Linked DNA regions of Homo sapiens: region 1 is linked to region 2. A link is a loop called in an ENCODE intact Hi-C map of the cell type or tissue named here. Cell type or tissue: heart right ventricle. All regions are shown on one strand. Each heading gives the region's core, and the rest is flanking DNA. Links, peaks and the distances in the headings are about the cores only.

Region 1 (11,301 bases), core at 2,711-6,710, 130 kb after region 2:
TGAGCTCTTGACACTAAGTGATCCACTGGCCTCAGCCTCCCAAAGTGCTGGGATTACAGGTGTGAGCCACCATACCTGGTCTGATTTCTGTGATTTTAAATGTGTGTGTGTGTGTGTGTGTGTGTGTGTGTGTGTGTGTGTGTGAAGAAAGTGATGGTAGGGTCTGGGCAATCACAAGGTTCTTTATCTGTTGCCAGATAAATGCAGAATAGACCACAAATGATAAATGAAACTAAAAAATGTAATTTTATGGACAGTAAACTGTTGAGGGGGTTGCAAGCTGCATACATGCTATGGTTACATAAGAATTAGCAACACAGCTTTTGATTACTTTCCTCGAGTTACTTTTTAGCTCTAGATGTTTAGGAGCACGGTGTAAAGGTGGCAGAGAAAGGTTTCAAATAATCATTCTAGGAAAACAAGGAAATACAATTGGGAATTGGTAAGTCTGATTCTCCAGAGTGAGATGATGCTAGCGTCATATGATTGTCCCTGAACCCTGAATCTAGGATAGCTCTTTTCAGATAATTTCTGAGAGATGAGGGGTGTCCTGCCTTTGAAATGGGAAGGACAGATGCCCTGCAGCTGTCCCTTCAGAAGGAAATGTGCCAGGTGCAAGATGCCATATTGGCCTCTTGACGATGACTTATGAGCTCTGAGCTTCAATTACCATGAGCTTGATGGAGATGTCATTTGTCATTGTTTCAGGGGATGTGCTTTGAAATATTTGAAAAAATAAAACTCAGCCTTATCTTATTAATTGTTTATTTTTAAGGGATCTTTGTGCTTATCACTTTAGATGGGTGACTTTTGTTGCCTTATCTATGCTCTGAAAGAATAGTTGACTATCTGCCTTTTAGCTGGGGTTAGCTTTCACTTAGTCTAAATTAACTCAGTTTTGCTCCCTACTACACATGAAAAAGCCACTAATTTACCAATAAGTACTGTTATGTTCAGCTGATAGGGTGGAGCCATCTGTCTATGGGGGTAATACTCTCTTCTCCCACAAGCTTTCTTGGGTAGTGGCTAAGAGCCCAGACTCTGTCACAGGACTGCCTGGGTTTAAATCCTAGCTGTGCCACTTATTTGTGTCACCTTAGACAAGTTACTTAATATATCCGTAGTTCCTAATTTATAATGTGAGGACAATGACCTCAACTGAATGGGTAAATATATGTCAAGCACTTCGAACAGTGCCTGGCACATGGCAAATGCTATGCAAATGTTTGGTAAGTGACTTATTTCTCCATTAGAATAAATTTAAAAATCAAGTCTTCTTCCTCCAACCAGAGATTGCCTAAAACCACACAAAGACAAAATTTGTTTGGTATCTGATGCTCATGTAAGAATGGATCCTGGCTGGGCAAGGTGGCTCACACCTGTAATTCCAGCACTTTCAGAGGCTGAGGTGGGTGGATCATGAGGTCAGGAGTTCGAGACCAGCCTGACCAACATGGTGAAACACCGTCTCTACTAAAAATACAAAAATTAGCTGGGCATGGTGGTGTGCACCTGTAATCCCAGCTACTCTGGAGGCTGAGGCAGGAGAATCGCTTGAACCTGGGAGGTGGAGGTTGCAGTGAGCCGAGATCCTGCCATTGCACTCCAGCCTGGGCGACAGAGTGAGACTCTGTCTTAAAAAAAAAAAAAAAAGAATGGATCCTGAAGAGATAGACTGCAGAATGTAATAAGGGAAGGAGGCCCCTTGAAAAAGGGCAGGGCTTTGAAACAGGAATCCTATAGGACAGTTTAGCCACAGACCATCCTTGTCTGGCAACCTTCTACTTCCAAGCAAGGAGCAGCAGGGCAGGTTGCGAGATCTGCCTCTTCTTCATAGTTCCTACTGTCATCTCTCTGGAATCCTACAAGCCAGGGTTTCCTAGGGAAACTCCCAGTCAGAACTGTGATGCTTTTTCCACTACAATGGCTCAATTGTAGAGTGGGTTGGAAATAGGCAGACTTCTGATTCTTCACAGCATGTTGATAGAGAATAGGCTTCAGGTAAAAGAAATTACCAATCATTTTTCATTATCCAAGGTATCACTCACCCACTCCAAGGAACACGACTGCGGCAGCTGTGAGGATGCCAAGCATCAGGCCCCAAACCATCTGGCAGATCAGAAGGGGCATTTTCTGGCTTGGGGAAGCTGACATTCAGTAAATTGTTAGTGCTGGCTCCCACAGTGATCAGCCTGGCTTCAGGCAATGGCAAGTTATGGTGGGCAAAATGAAGCCTTGATATACAGGTTGCACAATCTTAAGAGATTTTTGGTTTTTTTTGTTTTTGTTTTTTTGCATGGCATTTTCTTTCCCAAAAGGATGACTTGAGAAGCTTTTGTATACATTGTCTTGTTACATTGGTGGGTGACAATTTTCTATGGGTCTCTCATGTTTCTGCATGTCTTGTGAGCAAAGACACTGCCTACAGATAGCAGATATATTGTCTTTTCAAGAATATGTGTTTAGAGATAAGCCTGAAGTTACTGTCTCTCTCTTGAGCAAAGGGCAGGCATGCTTCGAATCTAATCTAATAAAGATAGTATCTTCCTCTGAAGAAAAAGGCAGATATGCTGATGCTATCCATTGTGAAAATTGTGGGCTTCCTCAGAGCAGGATCCCTCTCCTGTGATGCAACCCACGATGTGTGCAGATATTTATCATTCTCTCTTTAGATGGTCTCAAAATTGGAAGTCGGGGCTTGAGGACTGGCAGAGATTTTTGACCTGCATTCTTTCTAAGCTTATTGAGGTTGTGGAGCATATTCATAGCACCAGCGATTCAAACAACTGAATGTAATTCTCAATGGTGCATTCTAGCTGTATAGATCCAAAATCTTTTTTTTTTCTGCCAGCTTCCTGCTGTATGTCTTTTTATTTCTGTTCAAAAATGGAATATTTTGGTCAAGTTTCAAGATTTAATATGGGCCGGGCGCGGTGGCTCACGCCTGTAATCCCAGCACTTTGGGAGGCTGAGGCACGTGGATCACGAGGTCAGGAGATTGAGACCATCCTGGCTAACACGGTGAAACCCCGTCTCTACTAAAAATACAAAAATTAGCCGGGCGTGGTGGAGTGTGCCTGTAGTCTCAGCTACTCGGGAGGCTGAGGCAGGAGAATGGTGGGTGAACCTGGGAGGTGGAGGTTGCAGTGAGCCAAGATCGCGCCACTGCACTCCAGCCTGGGTGACAGAGTGAGACTCTGTCTCTTAAAAAAAAAAAAAAAAAAGATTTAATATGATAACTTGTACATTATTATGTCTTTCCTATAAAAAAATCTACTTCCCTTCCCTGAGATCCATCCTGGTTTTACTTTTCTCCCCCTCCAAGAAAGAGTTCAGCCTTTCTAAGGTTCCATTCCTGGACAACAGTTCCGCATTTGCTTAGTTCCATAAATAGTAAGTAACTGAATAGGGCCTTTTTAATCCTATCCAAGGTATGTCTGAATCCAAATCTTATGTGCTTTCTGCTACATCGTTCTGCCTTTCCATAATGAAAAGAGCAACCACAAATATTTATTGAAGATTCATTCTGGCCAGGCACTGAAATAAGAACTTCACTTGTATTCTCTTCCCTGATCCTTATAACAATTCCAATGGGGTAGATTCTGTTATTATCATTTTCACACAGATGAAAAAACTAAGGCTTAGAAAGTTATCTACTGTGTGCTAAGACAGCTAGTAACTGATGGGGACGAATGGGAACTCAAGTCTGTCTTCTTTTTTTTTTTTTTTTTGAGACGGGGTCTTGCTCTGTTAGCCAGGCTGGAGTGCAGTGGCGCGATCTCGCTCACTGCAAGCTCCGCCTCCTGGGTTCACGCCCTTCTCCTGCCTCAGCCTCCCGAGTAGCTGGGACTGCAGGCGCCCACCACCACGCCCGGCTAATTTTTTGTATTTTTAGTAGAGACGGGGTTTCACTGTGTTAGCTGGGATGGTCTTGATCTCCTGACCTCGTGATCCACGTGCCTCGGCCTCCCAAAGTGCTAGGATTACAGACGTGAGCCACCGCGCCCGGCCAAATCTGTCTTCTTAACAACCAGGCTGCATTGCCTCCCAGGAAGGTCCTGCCCAATTGGTATCCAAATAACATGTAAATGAAGGATGCTTTATGGAAATGAATTATACTGAAGGAGGCTTTATTGAAATGAATTATACTACCCACAAAATATTCATTTTAGGTTTTAAAGGTGTCCTAAAGCTAATTGCAATGAACTGAAAATTACATAGTCTTGATTCTCTATTGTGAAGAATCTTCAAGAAGAAACAGTTATACCCCTTGTTAAATTTTTCAGACTTGCTATCTTGGCATTTAATAATTTATACCAGTTAAGATCTTTTCCCTCTACTAATGATGACTATTGAGTAATTTATTAATCTTGGTTTGGTCATATTGAAACTACGTTGCTTTTATAGTGGTGCTAGTAGTAGAATAAAATAATTAAATCATAATAAAACTGGGCATCTATTTTCTCATTTATACCAGTGCCAGGTATAAATGACTATCAAATCGCCCATCAACTAAGAATGATTTTTAAAATCTCTTTGTTTGCTTGCTTGCACAAGCTTTATATTGCATGGTATTATTTTATTTTTTCTTTTTTTTTGGAAACGTAAGTATAAATTTACTATCCACCTAGTGGTAGCTAGGTAAAATTGCAGGCATAATGATAAGAAATAATCAGCTTTGTAGTTCTCATCTTCAAACCCAAACCTGTAAGGGGGAGGACAGACTCAAACGTCTCAGGGACCAGGCAGATAATACAAATAAATGAAATAGGCCAGGTGAGAGAGTACAAGTCTTGCCAAAAGGAGCAACCCCTATTTAGCTTCGATTGATTGTCCTTTTCTGAAAAGCAGATGAGAATTGCCATACGTTCTGACTGATCGAGAGAGGCCAGAAATTCTAATTTTGATGTGAAACCTCTTGATTTCTTAGATGGTGGTTCAATTTTCTTGAAAACACTAGGTAGGCTAAATGAAGCTGACAGTCCACCAGTTTTCAATGCTCCTCTGTGCAGAGTGAATGGCATCTCCCCTAACTGTGGTATTAGACTGCCACTCACAAGCCACAATTTGCAATTGCAACAGAGGCACAAACTGACAGAGATCTCCTGCTTTACTATGCACACACAGCTGAACTCTTGAGCCGTGGAGAACAACTAATTCTACAGGAAAAAGTGGAAGGCTAATCTGAGCCACCCAGTGATGGCGGCAGGGGTCTTCAGGACTAGCTGCTGGTCTGTAGGCGCTAAATTGCAGACTGCTCCTGCAGGAAGCCTTCAGGGCCTGGGAGGCCTTTATCTGGCTCAAAAGCTAGGGCTACTTCTCGAAGGACTTCCAAATGCTCCTCAGCAGCTGATAGTGACTGGTCAATCCACTCCAGGCCCCCCGTCAGATGGCAGGCATTCCTTGTCACCAGCACCAGGCGACTGACAGACAGGAGCAGGGTAGTCGTCCCTGTGTCCAGGAGCTTGGGGTCCAACGGAGGGTACATCGACTTCACAACATCATCTACCCTGGGGCTGTTCCACTTGGCCACCACAATCATGTCGCTGACAATGGCTGAAGTCTTCATCTTGGCCCCAGAGCCCATTGTCATGGCAACAAGCTTCTCTGTCAGAGTGTGACAAATCTTCAAGATGGCAATGCAGTGGGACATGAGACCCGAGGCATCTTCGATCCAGTCTTTGTTCTCCAGAATGGCCTCAATGTGGGGGTTGGTGATAACAACGTCATCCAGTTCTAAGAGGGCTCAGACTGGGTCGCCATGGCACTGATGAGGTCCACAATGGGCTTAGAATCATAGCGCTGCCGCAGGTCTCGGGGCTGGTAGTAGCGCTGCCTGCAAACCAGCACCAAGGCTGCAAACGAAGCCAGAAAGATGGTGGCCAGCACACCTATGGCAACTATCACCACGGTCTCCATGCTTCCGGGGAGCTCCTGACTCAGTCCCGTTCACATCGTCCTCATGGGCTAAGGCTGCTGGAAGTGGCAAACTGGGGGAAGAGGATGGCAGGAGCTAGGTTCCTCCACGACACCTCCAGAGACCTGAGGGCCTCAAGCTGCAGCTCCGGGGCACATCCCGCTGCGCTCCCACGACGGCCCCGCGGATGGCAAAGTCAGCGGTATTATTTTCTTTAATTCCTTTGTTAGAGCTCTTAAGTTTCATCCCGTAAATGGTACATTATTTGAGCTTTATCTGTATGTTATAATATTTATGAACCATTATTCCAGACAAAGGAAAGAAAGCCTTACCAAGGCCCATTAGATGCTTCGCAGTATTCCAGAGGCAGCATAGTAGGCAAAAAAGAATTGTGGTGGGTTAAATATGGGTCCAAGCTCAGTGTCTCTATTTACCATTGGAGTGATTCTGGTGAATTTCTTAATCCCTATAAGCCTCAGTTTTTCACCTATGAAATGGGATAATATTATCTAGCCTATAGCGTCTTTGTGAGCATTAGAAAGAATATGTATAAGTTAACTGGCGTGTATTAGGTGCTCAAGAAGCTGAACAATAATCACTGTTGTTTCTCAGATAATTATTATCACTACTATTAATCTCTCATTATTTATCAATGCCCCTATATCTCTGTGGATCTATTTAGATGTATAGACATGAGGTCTTACTAACTAAATGATAATCATAGAAATATTCCTTGTTATTACATTTTTTTCAAGCAAATTTAAATATTTTTCTCACTTTCTACTTTCATGAAAGTTAAATTAACGTTCTCTGGGTGCAAATATATATTCAACCATAAGTAGATATTTCTTACCAAGCATTTAATTCATTAAATTTCAACTTTAAACATTAAAGATTTCAAACTGTAAATATTAATTTCAAACTTTAAACATTAATAAATTGGACCATAAACCTCTCTTAATTTGAAAATTTTGAACCTTGAGGCATTAATATGAATTGTCTTGGCCCTGCCACCAGCTGAGATGCCTAGCTTCCTCTATGGCATATGACTACTGTATTTCTATGGCAACTGCTTTAGCATTTTGCAAGGGTCAAAAGAACCCATTTTGATATGTTAAAGGCAAAAAACAGCAACAGTCATTTAACATCAATTTTAGTCTTATCTCTAATGTTTCCCTTCTATTCAAACACTTCCTTCAATTAACTCCATACTAGATTTCGAAAACAAGTCGTTTCCTTGTTTCATTTTATTCCCTTTTCTTAGAAAGTCACCTCTCTTCTTTTCCCTTATTGAAATTCTATCCATCCTTGGAGGGAGAGCTACAATGTCATTTTCCTGGAGGCCCATCCCACTATTACACAAGACAGGTTACCTACCTTTGTAACATTGAGGTTTTTCTGCTAATTAGACTCTTAGCTCAGATATATTTAGGTTGGTGAGTCATTTGTGCACTTTGTTCTTCCAGAGAAAAACATTGTTGTCTGCATGTCTTTATGTGTGCATAGTGTGTGAGAGAGCCCTTTACAATCATAAATGCTCAATCTAGGTTAATCGAAAGAATAAATAAATAACGAATGATTTGTTTGGAAATAAAACAAACACTGGCTGGGGTAGCAGCGAAGCTGTAAAAGGCTAGGCTGGGGACCTAGTCTGGTTGCCTGTTACATGCATGGCTTGGGAAAATAATTTAACCTCTCTGAACTCAGTTTCTTCATCTGTAAAAACATAAGTGATCCTGCCTCCGTCCTTTCCCTGTATACTTATGGGATAGTTGTGGGAACCAAATAAAGAAATGCATGCAGACTGTAAATGCTAACCTGAGGTATTAAGTTCCTAGACAGCTGGACAACTCAGTTGACATTAGATACTTTTAATAGCCAACTTTACATGCTATTATCTCACCCCATTAAGAATATGTTATCAAGCTGTTTTGATATTACATAGCAAAGATGATTCATTTACTCCCTCATCTGTTTTTCTGCTCATCCATTCGTTCACTAAAATTTATTGAGTACCTACTACATACCAGGTACCATGCTAGGCACTCGGGCTGTGAACATGACAAGACAGATGTAGTCCCCTGCTCTGAAGGACCTTGCATTCTTGTAAGGGAGCACTGAAATAGGTCTACAAACAACTGAGCCCACAGATAAGATCATTTTAGATGAGGATAAGTGCCAGAAAGCAAATAAAACAAGTTAGTGTGCTAGGAAGTAAGTAGGCATGAACATCATTGGAGTGGTCAAGAAAAGCCTTTCTGGAGAGACCAGAATGAAGAGAAGGGACAAACTCTGCAAAGCGGGGACAGCAAGTGCAAATGCTCTGAGGTGGGACCAGGCTGAGGTTGATCAAACAGCAGAAAGACCAGTGGGCTGAAGCAAAATGACCCAAGGAGAATGGAGGCATTCGCTGATGGAAAGGTGGTTTATATGCACAGAAAGATTCAGACAGAGAAAAGCAATATATTTTCTTTGCCGATAAAGATCAAGGAGTTTAAAACTGGTTTAATTCTTGTGAAAACATAGCTCATTGGATAATATGTTAAGGTATTTACAATTATATAACCGTAGCATTAGGGAGTTTTGAGATTTACTATTTTAAAAAATCATTTTAATGTTAAAGCAAAGGGATCTTAACATTGTCCGTGGTTGTTGATATTTTACCAGAATACTATTTTTTCCTTCCCGTAAGTTGTTACTATTATTATTTTGGTGATTTGTTGCACCTTTTGCTGTCATTCATTGTAACCAATATTTAGTGGAAAGTCTGAATTAAAATATTTTAAAAATATATTTAATTGTATTGCATTCACAATATTTTTCTAGTAGGAAAGTAGGAAGTGTTAGGTTCTTTGTAGGTACTAGCTGAAGGGGGAAAAAAATTAGTCCTTCATGGAGTCCTCATGGAGTACACACACACACACACACACACACACACACACACACACACACACACACAATTTTTAACTGTGATAAATGCTGAGAAAGAGGTTATGTGCTATCATGCTCTTTCTTTTTTTTTTTTTTTTGAGATGGCGTCTCACTCTGTCACCCAGGCTGGAGTGCAATGGTGTGACCTTGGCTCACTGCAACCTCCGCCTCCCGGGTTCAAGCCATTCTCTTCCCTCAGCCTCCCGAGTAGCTGGGATAACAGGCGCCTGCCACCATGCCCGGCTAATTTTTTTTATTTTTATTTTTAGTAGAGACGGGGTTTCACCATCTTGGCCAGGCTGGTCTGGAACTCCTGACCTCGTGATCCACCTGCCTCAGCCTCCCAAAGTGCTAGGATTACAGGCGTGAGCCACCGTGCCCGGTCCTATCATGCTAATTCTGAACAGCAGGAATTTACCAAGTAAGAAGGTCAGGGTTAACCTAGTCAAGATTATGAACTATCAGTCCTACTTTAATCACAATTAGAATGGGCTGTAATACGTTTTTATCCCCACTGTAGCTTTACCTTTCCTTAGAGATAAATTGCATGTAAATATATATTAAAGTGCTTCAAGTCAGTTTTGTCTCTTAAGTATATATTTGTTTCTTTGTAATCTGCTTTTACTTTTAATTTGAACATCAAACCAATATCCTCTCCCCACTCTTTTTCATATTCACAGAAGAGGAGTCAGCCCTGTTGTTGACACTAATTAATGACCACTCATATTTGGTTGGCAGAGAGATTTATCCCATGTCCTGTGAGTTCTCTTCTCCTTTTTTTGCACTCTGCACCCTAGACATCTGGGCCACGATTGCCAGAAGCCTCTGAGTGCTCCATCTCACTTTCCTCCCTCCAAGCCTCCCCATGTGTCATCTCTCTGGTCACAGTGGTGTCCCAACCAGTGGTTCCTGCAGTTTCCTGACACTGAAACCTGCTCAGCCAGATGGCATAACTCCCTCCAGGCAGCAACTCTGTGCCAGGCATCGGACTTCCAGGCTCATAAATGTGGAATCTGTCAGGCTGAGAACATAAGTTGCTCCAGCCCATTATTAGCCAGTAGAAAGCTTATAAAAAAGGACTTTATAAACCAAGGCACGAGTACATAATTTCATGAGCAAAGCTGCAGTGTGGCAGTTCTTGGTTTAAAGCTGAAAGCCTTTCTAATGTGTTGCCAGAGGATTAAACGCTATCACCATGTTTCAGGCAGTGATTTTTATTGCATGTTTCATTCAGGATTTGGCACTGGAAAAGAAGGAATTCTGCACACAGCAAATTGAAATTAGAAGGCAGTGAGTTGCTATTTGAAGCAGGGATGCTATTGTTTTGAGGACATTATCTTCTGTTGAGGTGATTCCCATCTTGTGCACAATCTCTCCATTTTTCAATAGATATTTACCATTTTTCATTCTTGATAAATCCTTTCTGTAATGCCTGGTACTTTTCAAAATTATTCTTCAAATAGACAAATAGAATCATTTCTGACGAATAGAATGATGTGTTGCTTAACGATGGGGCTGTGTTCTGAGAAATGCTTCATTTAGGTGATTTTGTCCTTGTGTGATTATTGTAGGGTGTACTTACACAAACCTAGATGGTTTAGCCTCCTGCACACCTAGACTAGAGGGCATGACCTATTGCTCCTAGGCTACAAACCTGTACAGGATGTTACTGTACTGAATACTATAGGCAATTATGACACAATGGTAAGCATTTGTGTATCTAAACAAATCTAAGCACAGAAAAAGCACAGTAAAAATATGGTATTATAATCATATGGGACCACTTGTGGTCCATTGTTGACTGAAACGTTGTTATGTGGTGCATGACTGTAAGGTGGTCTGTTTGCAGTATCAGAAGAGAAATAGCTTGTGTAGCACTCATAGAAAATCAGGGATTAAAATAGGCAGAGCGAAAAACCAGGGACTCACCTCTCTTACTTAAAAAAAAAAAAAGCAGGTCATTGGGCACAAGGTTACGGCTTTGGATTGGTCACCTTGGGTTAGAGTGAGACTTGAGGATCTGAGTCTCAATTAAAAGTTGTTTCACGTTCTGGTTGATCAGGCTCTTTGTGAGTATAGGCCACACGCTACTCTACCTCTGGGATGGCAAACAGGAGCACCCAAACTCCCTTCAATCAGCTCCCTTTCCTTTTCTACCATTTTCTATCTTCGTTTCTTCCCTTTAATAAGGGAAACAAAGCTTTTTCTTTTAATGACTGCCACCAGAGCTCCTCTTTGCAAGGTAACTTTGTTGTGAAAAGGTGCACAACAGTGATAAAGACAGTTATGGGCAGGTGAGATACTAGGACGTGGAGCAGGCTGGTTCCAATGCCCCATTAAGGATGGCAAGGCAGCTCCACACAAAACCAAGAGAGCAAGGGCTCCAGACAGGGTGGGGAGGGAAGCAGGAAGCAGAGGGCCCTGAGGCTGGGATTGTGGAGTGAGGAACCCAT
Region 2 (11,301 bases), core at 4,606-8,605:
AGATCAGCTTACCTTAGTTGAAGAGGGTTTATGATAAAGATTCAAGGGAAAATTAAGGAAGATAGAAATCGACCTCAGTATAATCAGTCCTTGATTATCTGGTTACCTGTTCATTTCTTCAACAACAGTTAGCAAGTTTTTATGCTGAGAAAAACTAGGCAACTGAGATGCTTGGATTGAGGGAGCAGTGTTACAAAGGCATGAAGGTTTGAAAGAGTAGGGTGTTAGTAAGGTACTCCAAGGGTTGGGAATTGCTAGAGCAAACAAAAGTTAGAAATTGGCTGCCCACAGATGTGTGGTATTTGGCCAGAACAGTGTTTTGTTTTGTGTTTAAATTTATATATTAGTTGTCAATGCCATAATTGGATTTCACACAAAAATACCATTTTTGTTTATCAGTTACTATGTAAGAAATCATATCAAAACTTAGTGGTTTAAAATTTAACCCTTATTTTATTCCTTATATTATTATCTCTTACAGTTCTGGGAAATGACTGGGCTCAGCTAAGAGATTCTCATTCAGGGTCTGTCATGTGGTTGCAGTGCAAGGATAGCTGGGATTGGGGTCATCTTGAAAGCTTCCACCCACATGTGGGTGGTTGATGGGACTGTAGCAGGGGCTGTGAGACAGAACTACATGTAGCCTCTCCTCCTTGTCCCTGGGGCAAGTGTCACAGAGAGATAGGAAGCAAAGTTCTCAGTTTCTTAAAGCTTGGGCCTGGAAACTGTCACTGCATCGCTTCCATTGTTCAAGCAGTGCTAGGGCCTGATTTATGTCCCCCCAAAATTTGTATGTTGAAGCCCTGTATTAGTCTGTTCTCATGCTGCTAATAAAGACATACCTGAAACTGGGTAATTTATAAAGGAAAGAGGTTTACATGGCTGGGAGGCCTCACAATCATGGTGGAAGGCAAATAAGAAGCAAAGTCACATCTTACATGGCAGCAGGCAAGAGGGTGTGTGGAGGGGAACTTCCCTTTTATAAAACCATCGGATCTCCTGAGACTTATGCACTATCATGAGAATGGCACAGGGAAAATTCGCCCCCGTGATTCAATTACCTCCCACCAGGTCCCTCCCGAGACACATGGGGATTATTACAATTCAAGGTGAGATTTGGGGGAGGACACAACCAAGCCATATTAAGCCCTAACACCCAGTACCTCAGAATTTCATTGGGTTTGGAAGTAGGGCCTTTAAAGAGGTAATTAAGTTAAAATGATGCTGTTAGGGTGGGCCTTAATCCAATATCACTGTGACTTTATAAAGAGAGGAGATTAGGACATAGAGATACCAGACATGTGCACACAGGGGCAAACACATCAGGACACGGTAAGAAGGTGGCTATCTGCAATCAAAAAGGAGACGCCTCTGAAGAAACCAGATCTGCCAATACTTTGATCTGGGACTTCCATCCTCTAGAACTGCGGGAAAATAGATTTCTGTTGATTAACCCCCACCAGTTTATGGTATTTTGTAAGGGCAGCCCAAGCTGACTAACACACACCTGAAGGGTTTTAGGTCCTAGGTAACATGACCCTCTCTTTCCACCCATCCACCATCTATCCATCTCTCTGGTGGTGGTGTGATGGCTAGGCTGCAGGCTGGTGGCCAGAGGCAGGGAGTGTGGCCCAGCAGTTCTCTCAATAGTTAGATGGAGGACAGGTGATGAACAGGCATATTGGGAATGGGAGAAGTACAAAGCAGAGAAAGACTTCCAATGTAAAATTGGCAGTATCTGGTGATTAGATATTTGGAGTTGAGGGGATCCTCAGAGGGAAAGACCAGTGAATGCCAGATGGAGAGTAATGAGGTCCTGTGGAGGGGGAGATTTGGTTGGCAACATTTCAATAGCATCTTTCATTGACAGAGATTTATTATTGCCTGAAGTAATACAAGACACATAGGTGGGACCCAGAAATTAGAGCCCATATTTCACCCTCTTCTAGGCAAGGTGAGCTAAGGCTCTGTTTAGGTGGGAGATTGGCAAAGGCCATTCTCTCCTTTTGCAGGTAGCCCTTTGCCAAGGGGACCCCAAGTATACCTATCCCATGGGAGCAGCTCAGTGTCCAGGTAGGCTGGGCTCTGCCCCTACAGATGTATCCAAGAATAGGGACAGAGAAAAAAATATAGAAGAAAATAGATTAAAAAAAAAAGATTTAAAAAAAGGTTAATAATAGTAAAAATAATAGAAAAACATAGGTTAAAAAGAATTGACAAAACTTTAGGCATAAATGAGCGCCTCCTCTGCCTCATTGCAGCTGCTACAAGCTCCCCACCCCAGCATCCTCAACATCCCCATCCTCTAAGTGTCCTGGCTGACTTTGTTCTCAGGGGAGCCTGTTAGTAAGGCACCACTGCAAAGCAGCCATGATGGCAACATCATATGTATGGGACGGTATTTGAACAGGGAAAATGGATTAATTTGGAATTTATGTTCATTCCCAATAGGAGCTAAAGTTGACATTTACTTTAGAAATACCAAGAAAAAAAATAAACCAAATTGAGTAGAATAGACCAGATTTCAAGAGAATGCTTACCTCCTCAAGGGAAGGAAGTGTTTTCCAGTGCTTCAGAAGGAATCATTTGCATATAAACAATGCCCTCATGGGCTGAGGCCAGTGTGGCTCAAGCTGCCTCCTTAGAGCTAATTATAAGTCATTTTTCTTTTTTAAAGCAGTGTTTCTTCCACTGCACCTCTCCTGCTTTGATGCTGCCTGCACTTGAAGTTAAGAAAATCTCATTTCCTCATTCACAGACACCATTTCAAACTTTCTTAATTTAAGCAGATTTTCTTTCTCAAATACTAGAATACAAATTAGGGAAAAGGAAAAGATAGATTAAAAAGGATTGACAAAACTTTAGGCATAAATGAATGTCATTTGACTTATTCTCCCTGCCATTCTACCTCTCTTAATTTCTATTTGCTGCTGAAAAGCCTGAGCTGGGCTCAATGCCCTGGGTCTCCATGAACGTGTTCCCAGCCAGCCAGAGAGTGATCCTCTTTCCAAACTGGATCTCTGGCAATCTGCAAATCTGCCATGGCTTACACGGCAACTGTATAGGGAATTTTTCTTCCTAGAAAATGCAAAGAGATGATGTTTTCTGATTAAAAGGGGAAAAAAGCCTAGGTATTTTCACTTAAGATTATAAAATCTTTCATTCATGTTGTGCACATCCACAATGCTGCCACTGTTTTCTTTTCCTGACCCTTAGACTCTCAGTTGGGCACTGCCCTTCTAAGGTTTGAACATGAAGACAATGACTGCTTGAATCACCACTCAGGGCACAAACAGCCCTCAAGCACTCTCTGAGGTTTTTTTTTTTCCTTCTTCTCATATCTGTTTAAACATTTCAACTCAGCGTGCACTGTGTCTGAAAATGGCTCTGATGTAATTATTTACAATGATACCTCTCTGCCACAGCCTGTAATTCCCTCTTGATTAAGATGGTGATATTGATTTAGCTGGGATTGCATGCAAATAAACCATGACATCGGGAGAAGTGTAGTTTTTCAGTACGCCAGTGTGTCGGTGATTTCCATTTAGTAGTCGTTTCTCTCACCCATATGGCTTGACTACAGCATTTATACAGATTAGTAACTGTCTACTAGGCTCAGATATAAACTATAGTCACCAAAGTTCTCATCTGGAGCCTTTGTTTAGGTTGTACCTTTCAACCACAGCCATCTCCGCTCTACATTTATCAGAGTGATCGAAGAGGAATGAGCTCTCTCCGTTGGCCAAAAGCTCGTGGTACTTCAGAGGGAGACAGGTGGAGGAGGCGATTGAGAAAATATTTTAGGGCAATGGAGTGATTTGTTAGTTGGCCACTACACAAGAGTCTGTGTGGCATTCTCCAGCCATGTATTGAAGGCTATAATCTTTTAAATAAATAGTGCCAGTTCACATTTACTTGGCGCAAAATTTGCAGTTGTAGATCTTTTCAAGGGTAAGGAGAAAAAAAAATGCTTTGGGAGGGCATAACTATACCTACCACCCAAACAGACTTTGTGCTACCTGGAGTTCCAGTGTAAGGAGGGATCAGGAAGAATGAGTGCCATTGAGGACAAATCTAGGAGCAGTGGATTGACAGGGATTCCTTGCAACGTTAATTTGGAAAGTGTGTAATTCAAATAAAACTGATGTCTGAATTAAAAGGGATGCTTTTGTGTGTGCATGAGTAAATGTTATGAGCTATAGAAGATTAAAGAGGCATGACAACTAAAGGCAATACTTAATCCTAGGCTGGATCCTGTTGTGTGGGAGAAAAAAGACATTATTAGGTCAAGCAACCAATTGGAATATGGACAATAGATTAGATTAAATTATTGCATCAATGTTAAAATTGCTGAAGCTGACAACTGCAGCGTGGTTATACAGAAGAACACCCTAATTTTAGAAAATACACATAATGTACACCACTTACTCTTAAGTGATTCAAAAATTATATATATGTGATGTTTATCAGAGAGAGAAAGGCAACAAATGATAGCAAACAAGTGAACTGTTAATAATAGGTGAATGTGGGTAAAGGGTATATGGGTGCTGTTTTTTCTATTTTTCTTGCAATTTTTCAGTATGTTTAAAGTTATTTCAAAATAAAAAGCTAAAAGAGAGGGTGAATGCCTTTAAAGGTCTGACCCAAAGCTTGTCTGACTCAAAACTCTTTTGCCCTGGGGTAAGTAAAAATTCTGACTTTGCTTTTTTGGTGTCAGCGAACAAGTATTCCTGTGCTGCTTCCTTCCTGTTGTCCTCTTTCTGCAAAGAGTTTACTGGGAGAAGATATCAAATATCAGTTGTTGATGAAACAGATGTTGAATTACTCTGGATGCACTGCAAGAGCAGAAGTATTTTTGCTAAAGTCAAGATTCTGATTGGATGAAAGGGAATATTGTAGAAGCCCTCTTGGCTATTGTCTCTTTCTTTCTTTTCTCCCCTAGACTCCTTCCTAGCAGTTAGAATTGTCTTCATCCAACACTGTTTTTTCTCATGGTTTTCTTGCTCAATCACTTAGAATTCCTCCTTTTTATGCTTTGTCCAGCCTCATCCCCAAACTCCTGTTGTTTCTTATACTTTATCCTCAAATAGAACTTGCCTTCATTTCTGCTAATCAGTCCAACTCAAACTTTATACACTTTAACCAACCAAAGCTCTCTGATTACTTTTATTTTCTCCTTTTATATAATGTGTCTTTTTCCTGATAGCTTATGAAAATAATACATGTTTATCATGCATGGCTCACTGCAGCCTCAACCTCCTAGGCTCAAGTGATCTTCCCACTTCAGCCTCCCAAGTAGCTGAAACTACAGTCATGTGCCACCGTGCCTGGCTAATTTTTTTGATTTTCTTTGTAGAGACAGGGTTTCACTTTGTTGCTCAGGCTGGTCTTGAACTCCTGGACTCAAGCAGTCCTCCCATCTCAGCCTCCCAAAGTGTTGGGATTACAGGCTTGAGCCACTGTCCCCGGCCTAAAAAATGATTTTTAACAGTTACATGATTTTCAGTTACGTGGAGGGATTCTTGGCTGATATCCAGCAATGTGGTGGCTATCTGTAGGGTTATGTACACCTTCAGGCTAATTGATTGGTACATCTGTTATGATTGGTTGGTCTATTGGTTTTGATTGGTTGGTATATCCATTCTGACCGATTGGTGTGTTGGTTATAATTATAAATTGGTTGGTGTTTATGTCATATCAGTTGTGAAATACTTTGAATATGACCTGTAATTATACTGTCACAGAGTTAACCTTCAGTCTATTAAAATTCTAAACAAAACAAAAAAAGAAAAAAACAAAACCAACATTAAAAAAAAAAGCTGATTGTTCCTCTGGTTAAATTTCTAAAACTCCAATAGCAGGTTAAAGATTTGATAATTTTAAAGGCTCTGATGCCTACCTATTGCCCTGCAAAAAGATTGGACTCATTTACAGTACACTCCTGCCAGAAGGGCACATGGGTTACACCAAAACCTACAAGCCTGAGTATTATCATTTTAAAAAGATCTTTGCCACTCTGATAATTGAAAAATGGTTTCTTGCTTTAAGTTGTACTTATACAAATAAAATGCTTATATTTTAATGTGAGCATTTGAATATTTTTTAGAATGTCCTTTGCCATTTTTCTCTGCTCACTTTTCTGCTCTACATTTTATCAATGTTTCTAGGCTCCGTCTTGACTCTTTTTGTACATGTGACAGCTGTTCCATCACCGATTGCCAGGATTGGTTTGGCTACTTTCCTTGGCAAGGCTGGTGCCACTTTCTCCCTTTACAAACTCAGTTGCAAGCCTCCTAAAGCAGTTCCTTAGTTGAAAAATATTGTTGTTGTATTTGTGGATAAGTTATATTGTGGAGTATTTATGTTGCTTTCTGCGGGTATGTTGCTGCCTTGGCTATAATCTAAGTTTTCCAAGGGCAAGGCCTTTGTTTTTCAATAAAAACAAAATAATTATTTGGAGCTGACTTGATTATCTATTAATAATAAGTTGTTGCTGTAAATCTCTAAGTACCATCCCCAAACTTAGAGATTTACAACAACTTATTCTTATCTCTCATGTTTTTTTTCTGTGTTAGCTGGGCTGTTCTTGAGGTTTCTCATGGAGTTGTAGTCACATGGTGGGAGAGACTAGAGTCATCTGAAGGCTTGACTGTGCTGGATATCCAAGAGGACTTCTGGTCTCACATGTCTGAGTCCTCATGTAAGATAGCTGGCACAGCTCAAGGCTGTCTGGATCTCTCTTTCTCTCTCACATGTTCTCTTTGTATGGCTGCCTGGGGCTTCTTCACAGCATACAGTCTCAGGATATTTGAACTTACTTGGTGGCTGGCTTTTCTCAAAGCAAGGACTCCAAAGAAAGCACGGTGGAAGCTGTATGCTTCTTATGACCTAGTCTTAGAAATCATGCAGCATCATGTCAGCCACATTCTATTAGTTAGAAGGAAGTCTCAGGGTCTCAAAAGTGAGAGCCCAGATTAAAGAGGAGAGGAGCCCAGATTTACATAGGGGTGTAAGTGCCAGGAAGCATGATTGGAGGGATATCTTTGGAGACAAACTACCACAGGTACCTAACATTGGTTATGTTAGGTCCATATGTAACATTCAATAAATTCTTATTTAGTGAACAGCCCAGAAACAGGAGATAAATTGTTTTCTGAAAAAGCCATTTGACCTTTAATTTCCTTTGCTGGTGGCAGGGGGATGGGAGCGCGCCATGAAAAATGAGACTTTGGCATAGCTGCAATCTAATCTTGGAAGAGCAAGCAACCTTGAAGAAATTCACTTATGGGTGTAAATATATCCTACTGACAACTGGATATTTTATTCCAAGATTCTATTATTTTTAGTTATCTAACCAATATTTTTCTGTTTATGTTCATTCTCTGCCTCTGAATAGGGAGAGAGCTGCACTGATGCCAGTTCTCCAATCACACATGCTATTGTCAAATGTTAGGAAGTAATTTCAGTGCCATTGCTTATCCTGGTCTAGCTCACAACATTTAGAAGTTTGGTGTTGGTTACTATGACAGCCCATCTTCTCAGGAGAGACCTAGATCTCAGAGTTTCTTTCTGAATATGAGTTGGGGGCAGGGGCAACCATTGTGTCTCTGGCTGACTCAGTCAGGGATGTTTTTGTCAAGTCTGCTTTGGGCTAATGTGTAAAATTGATCCATCATTTCCCACACAATAACAACTTCTTCTGATAGCATCCAAATAGAAAACACATGTTGCTGTAAGATTCCATTAATTCAGCTAAAAATTATTGCTCATTTCTTATATTTAAGATTATACCACATGCTTTCCAGAAGCTTCTATGAGAGAGGAGAGATAAGACATGTATAGATACCAGACAGCCTATACTGCATATAAATGATATAGATGTGAAATTCTACAGCAATTCAGAGGAGGAAGAAATTACTCAGACTAGGGTGGCATTCGTTGGCTTCTGAATAGAGTTTTGATAGATAAATTTGTCCAATTTCAGAGCTAAAAACAGTCTTAACACAGAGCTCAACACAAGTGGGAAAGGAATGGGGCTTTGTTACTTTGGTAGCATTTTCTAAGCATGCTTAGGCACATGTGGAGACCAAAGAGAGTTAACCTGCTCCATGCCCTCTAAACAGAAACCAGACAACCAAGGGAGGAACCTCCCTGCAGCCTATGGAAGGCAGCCTGGAGTTGGGCCAATGTCTGAAACAGCAGTAGGTGTGGTGGTTTCTCTGCTATAGGTTTGCAGGTCCCCTGATGGGTGGGAAGGCCTGGCAGAGGAGCAATCCCAGCACATTTTGAGGAACAAAGGTTCAAATATTCATTGTGGGGGGGTGCGGGGGGTGGTGTTGAACAGCACATGTCAATTTCAGCTCTGGAGCCTGCAAAGGTTCTCAGCAGGGAAGTGGTTAATGTATCACAGCACACTTTTCAAGTCTGAAGAATCTCACTGCCCCTTCCCCGCATCTAGGGCTGGCTTCTAACTGGGTTGAGGGGATTTGGAAGGGATTTGAGGTAGGTGTGGTTCTGCCGTCTCAGTTTCTAGGAAATAAAACAATCCTTTTTTTGACCTTTAATGTGATTCAGATCAATGTCCCCTTGGCAGTTTGCTGTGAGGTTATGAGTATAGCAACTCGAGACCTCAGTTTTATGCTTTTTCTCTCTTTCACCAGCAGCCTGAATTCTGAGTGGGAAGCTGGGGGATTGGGAGCTCAACCTTTGACTCTTGTATTGCTCAGGAAGTTCAAATCCCAGCTCAAATCCTGACTCTTCAGATAATTGCTTCTCCTCCATTATCTGTAAATGATGGAGGGGAATAGGCCTCCTTTAACACTTGGTGAGTGACAAAATTGCAGGGGCTTAAGGAAGGACTTATAACTGGTGATTGGATGGTCAGGAGCCACACTTTGGAGTTGTCACCTGATCCCAAATGGCACACATTGTGCTCTCCGGAGGGAAGTTGAAAAGCAAGAATCAAACAAATTAGGAAACAAAGGAATGTACAATAAACTCCCTCACAAACCAGGGATTTTATGAATCCCAATGGAGTCTTGAATCTGGCAGTGGCAAGTTCTGTTTTTCGTGTACCCTGTGGTGCCTGGTGCCCCTCTGTTGAAATCCTACTGTATATTGAGTGCTCTCTTTTTTCCTCTGCTCTGGTGTCATAACACACTTGACTGTGCAATTTGTAGGTAAGAAAGAGCACATTTTAACATAGCATGTAAAATAAAAATCTAGACTAGGTTACCAGGTAGCTTTTCAAATCTGTAAAGACTCAATGTAAGAAAGATAAAATTTTTCACTGTTAGGGAAACAGATTTTGCTTAATCAATGGAGTTAAACAGGGTTAACTACAGCATCAACAGAATGTGAGGTGAATGATCCACCTTAAGTGATAAAGACTGTTCAAACGGAACAATTAATTTCAGAGAAACAGTGTAAATAACGTAAAGGGCTGCAGTGGTTCTCAGATTTCAATGGCCATAAGAGCCTCCATGGGGACTTTTTAAAGAGGTCAACTCCCAGAGATTCTGATTCAGCAAATCCATTTTGAGAGCAAGAAATCAGAATTTTAAATAAGCACCTCAGGTAATTCTGATGATCTGGCATCCACACATTGATTGAAAAGAGTGGACTAGTGCAAAATAGAGATTCAGAACCCAGGTACTTTAAACCATGGTCAGGATCAATCCCTAAAATACTCCTAACTCCTCCCTGAGTTAAACAATCTATTATTTAGGGGATGTATTTGGCTGTGAGTTACAGAAATTTGAAAAATAGTAGCTTAAACTCATAAGAAGCTTTATTTTTTTTGGAGGAGGATGAATGGGGATACTTGTGGTGGGTGATCCAGGTGTCATGGGTTGAAAAGTGTCATCTCCTCTGTCGACAAAAAGATATGTCCATGCCCAAATCCCTGAAAACAGTGAATGTTACTTTATTTGGAAAAGGTTCTTTGCAGATGTAATTAAGTATCTTGAGATCTTCCTAGATTACCTGGGTGGACCCTAAATTCAATGACAAGTGTCCTTAGAAGAGTGAAGGAGAGGAAGAGTAGATAGAATAGGAGGCAGCAATATGACTATGTGGACAGAGATTGGAGTGATTTGGCCACAAGCCCAGGGGCGGCCACCAGATGCTGAAAGAGGCAAAAAACAGATTCTTTCTTAGAGCACCCAGAGGGATCTCAGTCCTGCCTGATTTCAGATGTCTGGCCTCCAGGACTGTGAGTGAATACATTTCTGTTGTTTCAAGCCACGAAGTTTATAATAATTTGTTACAGCAGCCTCAGGGAACTAACACCAGTGTTGGTATAGAGGCTCCACCAGGGACCACATTTCCTTCTGTCTTTTTGCTCAGCCATCCTTAACATGGGCTCATTGTCTTGTGGTCATGAGATGGCTTTTCTATCTCCTGAATGGTATCTGCATTTCAGGCAGGAATAAGAGGAAAGAGCAAAGGGAAAGGCATGAGCTAGTTTGGTTTGTCTCTTTTTTCACTTTACTGGAAGCTCAATCCGTAATTTTTTATTAATTATCTGGCCAGAACTGGGTCAAACAGCTGCCCTACCTGCAGAAGAGGCTTGGCAAAGTATCTTTTTAAAATGTTGGATAAATTGCCACATCCAACAAAATTGGAGTTTTATTAGTAAAGGGAAGAATAGATAGATGAATATCCTGTTGGCAACCAGAAAACTCTGCCAAGGCAAGTGTGCCCAATATACCCCAGTATCCTGGTACCATGACACCTCTTTGGAACCTGGACAGTGAGAGACTGAGACTGGCTGGTCAGAGCTACCTGAAAACACTAAGTGAGGAGCTGAGATTCTTTTTTGACCAATCTGTGGTGATTAATCCTTTCATATTTTAAATGAGTTAGCCTAAGATTGAAGGCAATGTGACTCACTGACTTCATTTTGTACTTAAAACAATTTTTCTTTGGACCCCAAACTGACAAGTTTCTTGCCTGGGACCCACAAGCTTTGCATACTTGGATCCCTAGAATTATTAATAAAAACAACTCCTTTTAAGAATTCATTTTAAAACACCATGATTTAAAGAATTTGTTTTCTTTAAATTAGAAGATAATGGGCTGATGATGTGGTTGGAAGCAACACTGTAGTCTTTGTTCCCTAGCTGTGGGAGTTTAGAAAGGACTGAATATGGCTAAGGAACTTGTATTTTTTTTTTTATTTCCAACTTTTAAGTTTAGGAGTACGTGGGCAGGATGTGCAGGTTTGTTAACATAAATGTGTGCCATGGTGATTTGCTGCACAGATCATCCCATCATCTTGGTATTAAGCCCAGCATCCAT

What was found. A loop is a pair of places that touch in the nucleus more often than their neighbours do. Peaks named below come from ENCODE experiments on the same cell type or tissue, not always from the same donor. Only the 100,000 strongest peaks of a DNase experiment are listed, where the experiment ranks them.
Region 1: it touches region 2 in a loop (2.1-fold over the local background); 1 of 110 quality-filtered maps calls a loop at or near these places.

What each region holds. Positions count from the first base shown.
Region 1 is chr14:58,822,437-58,833,737 of GRCh38, forward strand. It overlaps LINC01500 (long intergenic non-protein coding RNA 1500), which reads left to right and starts at 5,852. Exons shown (of 6, transcript NR_110547.1): 1 at 5,852-6,119. It also overlaps the pseudogene TMEM98P1. In heart right ventricle, for the core only: a CTCF peak has its summit at 4,631; no DNase peak of the experiment used is centred there.
Region 2 is chr14:58,695,122-58,706,422 of GRCh38, forward strand. No RefSeq gene overlaps it. Among named protein-coding and RNA genes, the nearest start is that of DACT1, 63 kb to the left of the region's middle. In heart right ventricle, for the core only: no CTCF peak of the experiment used is centred there; a DNase peak (open chromatin) is centred at 6,231.